2 separate regions of the Homo sapiens genome follow, and region 2 is linked to region 1. Evidence: chromatin loops called from intact Hi-C (ENCODE). Cell type or tissue: CD4-positive, alpha-beta T cell. All regions are shown on one strand. Each heading gives the region's core, and the rest is flanking DNA. Links, peaks and the distances in the headings are about the cores only. Region 1 overlaps LOC105370655 (a long non-coding RNA gene). Region 2 has its middle 16 kb from the start of LINC01550.

The links. Peaks named below come from ENCODE experiments on the same cell type or tissue, not always from the same donor. Only the 100,000 strongest peaks of a DNase experiment are listed, where the experiment ranks them.
Region 2: a loop joins it to region 1, with 10 times the contacts of the local background. A loop is called at or near these places in 2 of 110 quality-filtered maps.

What each region holds. Positions count from the first base shown.
Region 1 is chr14:98,102,184-98,105,108 of GRCh38, forward strand. The region is part of intron 1 of LOC105370655 (a long non-coding RNA gene); the gene reads right to left. The region is part of intron 3 of LOC105370653 (a long non-coding RNA gene); the gene reads left to right. Among named protein-coding and RNA genes, the nearest start is that of LINC02295, 32 kb to the right of the region's middle. In CD4-positive, alpha-beta T cell, for the core only: no CTCF peak of the experiment used is centred there; a DNase peak (open chromatin) is centred at 1,718.
Region 2 is chr14:97,992,925-97,995,849 of GRCh38, forward strand. No RefSeq gene overlaps it. Among named protein-coding and RNA genes, the nearest start is that of LINC01550, 16 kb to the left of the region's middle. In CD4-positive, alpha-beta T cell, for the core only: no CTCF peak of the experiment used is centred there; DNase peaks (open chromatin) are centred at 1,287 and 1,527; H3K27ac peaks cover 2,500 bases.

The DNA of each region.
Region 1 (2,925 bases), core at 258-2,757:
AAATTAAAAATTAAAAAAAGGAACTCAAATAAGATGGAAAATACGCTTCTTATCTTCCTAGAAGATGAGGTTTCTCTCTTCTGAGTACTCATATTAGTTTTATAGGACGGTTGTAACAAATTATCACAAACTGGGTGGCTTAAAACAACAGAAATTCATTCTCTAATAGTTTTGGAGACCAGAAGTCCAAAATCAAGACTTCAATAAGGTCATATTCCCTCCAAAATCTCTAGGAAATAATCCTTCCTTGCCTCTTCCAGATTCCTGCATCTCCAAACATTTCTTGACTTCAGAAAGCATCACTATACTCTGCTTCTGGCTTCACGTGGCCATCTCTCTGCTTTGGTGTGTCTCAAATCTCCCTCTGCCTTTGTCTTATAAGGATACCTATTATTGACTTTAGGGCCCACCCTAAATACAGGATGTTCTCATCTCAAAATTCTTGATTACTTCTACAAGGACCCCATTTCAAAACAAGGTCAAATTCACAAGTTCTTTTTGGGGGCCACTATTCAACCCATTATAGTACACATTTAGGAATTGTCAGGCAGCATAGATGACTGGACTTCTTCAATGGGGTATTGCTCTTCTGGGAGGTATATATGACATTTAGGAAAGGGGAAAATTTCTTCAAGTCTTCCTCACTCACCCAATTAGGATGACTTAGATTTGTAAAATCTCAATCCATTTCTAAGACAGTACCAAGTGGCCTCTGGAACTTGGGAGAAAATTATTCCTTATCACTAGCCAGGCTCTCAGGATTCAGTTGTTCCAGTTTTTGATTAAAAAAAAAAAAGTCTTTCCTGAGCACCCATTATGCATCCTGGGCTAGAAACTGGGTTGACAAGGAGGTGGATGGGACAAGGCATTGGTCACTTTCTCCCAGCCATAAGCCCTCCTTTGGAGACCTGCTCTCTTCTGCCTTCTAGGGAAAAGTGAATTTAAGCAACACAGGTTTTGTCTCCCTGGCCTCAGCTGATTGGATCAGGAATGGATATCTGGCCATGTATCAGCCCCACAGTGAATTAGGAGATGAAGCCCCTGTTTTCTTGTTCACTGTGGAGCAGTCTTATTCACGATGTGCCCAGTGACAACTTGCAAAAAGGATGAGGCAGGTGCTTAAAGGGAAGAGATGCCACATATCTCCAAGGAAAACAAGCCTTCTCACTGCCTAGAACGCCCCATGATCTTTTTTGCAGTTAAGTTCCAAATGTCCTCAGGTTTCTGTCCTCTGCAGCCAGCTGATCTCTGGCTATGCCCTCAGTGAGGGAAAGGGACAGACCTCTGGCACAGCTAGGCAAATGGTGCAGTACTTGGTTTAATAAGGATGTGAGCAAAGTGCTACAGAAGTTGGGAAGAGGGTGGCAGACTGGCTCTGTAAGCAAAGAAAGTGTTGCCAAATAGGCAATACCCATTTGGAAAAATGAGTAGAAATTTTGGAGGCTGAATTTTATTAATTAGTGTGCTCATGAAGTAGTTCACACCTTGAATTCACATCTGGGCAATACCTGAGACCACTTCAGACCAGTTGAATAGAAGTTGTAAATTCCACATGTGTAGCTTTTTAATCCCCCCAGGTGATTCTGATGTACAGAGAAGGCTGAGAATCACTGACTTAATGAGTTACATAATAAACCCACTTCCTTCTAGAGCAGTTGCATCCTCAATTCTCTTTAGACTAATAGCTACAGTGTCATCATCCTGAAGCCAACCATGTGCCACGCAACTACATTCACAGCCCCCTAGTGCCCCACTGTGTGAAACATGCAGCAGGTGCTAAAGAAATATGTTTAGCTTTTACGCAGCACTAGCAGACATAGGCTTCTGATACTCATTGGGCTGCATCACTTGTTTTTGTCAACAGCTTCCTCTCCTTCATTGATGACATCAATGACTCCTAAAAATCATCCTGTACTTTATGTTTGCATCTGCCTATCTTCTGCCACTACATTAGTTCAGGCCTCTCACATGACATTTTTATTACGGATCTCTCTGCATCCAATGAGTCATTTTGTTATCATCATAATCATGATCATCATATACTCACATACCTCAAACAGATGCATGCACCCCACTATCTATCCATTATCTAGCCACCGAGTCATCCATCATCCACTTATCCATCCATCACCCAACCATTCACCCACTCACTTATCCATTCATCCATCCATTCCTCCACACACTCATCCATCCACCTGTTCATTCATTCATCCATCCCTCCATACACTCAACTACTCACCTGTCCATTTATTCATCCCTGTCTCCACACACTCTACCATACAACCCATCCCTTCATGGGTAGAGTGAGGGTTCAATTTAGAGGTAGAGATGAGGAGATGGAGGCTGGATTTAGGGAGGATGTGAAAGCACTCCAGCAGAGTTAATACCTAGTGGACATGTGAATGGTCAAGACAAGTGTGTCCACCTAAGAGTGGCTTCATAGTCACCCCTGGCAGAGGGAACAGACTGATCATCTGCCTGAGGAAGTGAAACAGAATGATCCATGCAGAGAACTTCCCAGGGGACCCATGCAGGCTTGGGTGTTGGGAGAGGGGGAGAGATGGTGTGCTGAGGGTCAGGAGGGAGGACCTTAGAACCTGGAATAAAGTGTTCAATTTATATGGAAGACTATGGAGATCGCAGGAGGATTTTATGCAGGGATGGGAGTGACATGAAGTGCATATCTCCAACCATGGAGAAGTCCCTCTCATCTTTTCCAGTTTCTGTGCATGGCCCTTGGCTTGTTTAGGAAGTTGGCTCTGGGTAGATGTGCCAACACAAAATTAGGGAGTACTAGAAACCACTCTCTCAAGGAATAAATAACTCCAAAAGTGTGAGCAGTCAGTTTAGAAAACCTCACCCTGCTGCCATCATTCCTGCCTTACAACCAGTTCCTGCCTTTCCCCACTATAACTAAGAAGGACT
Region 2 (2,925 bases), core at 224-2,723, 110 kb before region 1:
AATGAGCTTATCTTAGACATACCCTTTGAGACTGTTTGAAGCTTGTCTGCCCACTGGACTTTATTGTATTCTTGCTTAATGCTTTAGCTCTGCCTTTGAGGAATAAATGAAAACACATGTGGAAGACAAATCACTCCTTGTCCTTCCAAATATGCCATGAACTGCCTGATCAAAGGGAAATGAGAAAAGCCACTTTTCAAATGGGGCCCCAGGGGTCCCTGAACCAAACCAGTCTCTCTGGGGCCAGGAAGGACAGATCCCCAAATCTGCTCCAGTTCCCCAAGGTGCCTGCTGGACCCAGCACCTTTGCCCTCATCATCAATGAGAGGAAGCATCGATGTAATCCTTTATGCTTGGTGGGACTGTGGGAAATAATATCACAGACAAACACTGGACCCCCAGGAGGGGCCTTCTTCAGATGACAGGAAGGCAGACACAATTGCAAATACCTTGTGCCTGTGTCTTCTAAGACAAAACAGTTGGACTCTTTGGACACATGGCTGATCTTCTCTCCACACATAGGGTAAGAACAATTCTATTCCTTACCCCATGGCTACCAAAGTGATGGATTCCTAATGCTGGGCTGACTGTTTCATGCATCTTTATGAGTACCACGTGGGACTTCTCACTGAGTTTACGATGAAATGTGAATCCCTAAACTCGGATTTTGGGGCCTTCAGGAGCAGCTTCCTCATTCTCCATCTCTTGTGTTTCTAATTCCCTAAATTTTACATGCTCTTCCTTAAGTCCATTCCTTTGCAGTTAACTTTAAAAAATGATGATGATAGCAAAAATAACAATAATGATACTAATAATACAGTAAGCCCTAGCTGAGCTATAGTCATCCTTTCCACTCAACTGAACACATCTTTAGAGAGTCTTCTCTTTCATCATCAGATGTGTTAGGCAACCTACTTTGTGACCTCAGCTGATGCCTCTATATATTGTAATACTGTGTTTTATCAACTTGTCTATGATTCCTTGAGGCCAACCAAAGGCGATGTTCAAGCTCTTCTTTCCATCCCTAGCCACTAGCTCAGTATCAGGTGTTTAGGAGATGCAGAATGAATGTTTGCCAAATTAATATGCACATAAGTTAAATAGGACCCCAGTCGGTTATATGGGTTTAGTGAGTCACAAAGAAGAAAGTGGTGTGGGGACGGTTGGAGGGAACAGAACAGGAAGAAATAATACCTCCTTGAATCAACAGTGTCTACATCACCTCAGGTGAAAGGTGAGAGAGAGAGGCAGGCACTTCCTTCTTTAGAAGGATCAGAGGGAGCAGGAGGCTGAGAATGTGACCATTCACCCCACTGAATTAGACCTAGGGATGGTGACATGCCCGGCAGAAACTCCTGTGTGGGGCCAAGTCATCTTGGCCATGCAGGCAAAGACATGGTGAAGCAAGAATCTCTGTGGGAACATTTTGTAAAGAAGAGGCCATCGAGGATGTGGGGTTTTACAAACAACCTTCATCATTATGAGAACCGTTACCACTGTTACTACAGGAAACTGTGCACACAGTAAAAATGAGATGGCAAGCACAGGCTCTGTTGCAGAAGAAGAAATGGAGTACATTTCCTGATAGTAGAGTAAGAAAGAAAAAAAAAATTCTGAGCCACTATGACGCTGCCTAGTAAAACATAGTGAGAGACTCCTGTGTAATTTTAAATGTTCTGTTAGCCACATTTTAAAAAAATGTAAAATTAAACAGGTGAAATGAAGTTTAATGATGTATTTGACTTAACCCAATTCATTCAAAATATTATTTCAATCAGCAAACCACACAAAATTATCAATGAGACATTTTACTTTTTTATGGTATACTGAGTATGAGAACTTGAGTTTGTTTTCCACCCACAGCATATCTCAATTCAGGCTGGCCACAGTTCCAGTGCTCCATAGCATAGTGTGTTGGTCACTCTGTCCTGGAGGGCATAGGACGCTGAGCACTGTCTTTACATGGTCCCTGTATCTAGTGTGTAACTGACTTTGAGGAAATATGGACAAGGGCTTTTAATGACAAGAGGCAGACCTTGAGGTGGGCCACATGTCACAGATGTCACAGCCAAAAGACTTCTACTTTGGTGGTCCCAAGGCCAGCATAAGAGGTGCTGTGAGATCATAGAGGAGCCCCTTCCCTTCTTGATGAATGGTCTGCATCAACACCTACAAAATAATAGTTTGGACCAGATGATGATAGTCTCTTAAAAGTATCTGCATGCATCATCTCCAACCCGCACCACCACTCCAGAGCTAGAAGTCAGACTCAACATTCACACTGGCCCTCATATGTTGGGTATGACATTGAAGGTCACATTCACAACAAGCCACAGAGCCAAGATGGGAGCCTACACCTGTGAGTCAATTCACTGGCTTGTGGCAAATAGTTAAGGGCACTTTGCTTGTTATTCTAGGAAAAGATATTGGAACTCTGAATTGTGCGTATGCATAACAGATTTGATTTGCTCAATTGATATGAATGACTACATCACCAGGTAGATGACCTCTGTTCTGTGGTACCTCCTGCCTTCTCAATTAAAAACTTTGCAGGCTGCCTTTCATCTTACTTAGGTTGAAACAGAAGCACATTTCAAACGTAGTTTATTTCTTCCACCTCTTTCTTATACTCCGGTTGGTTTGGGCTCTTGAGCATTCATAGAGACAGCTCCCTGTCATTTTCTTCACATTTTCCAAAAAGAGGAAATGGGGAAAAATATCAAAACACCAGACAGGTTGTTATTGCAGCATCAGAAATCTCAGTGGGAGCTTTGTTAAGTCACTGTCCTCCACCAGGAAGCAGGAGTACACCTCTAAGGCATTCTGAAGCTACCCAGACATTCAGCCCATCCTCCCTCTCTCTACTCCACCCCAGGCAGATCATAAACACTTCTCCTGCCAGCCTTGGCCTGCTGATGTCAAGAA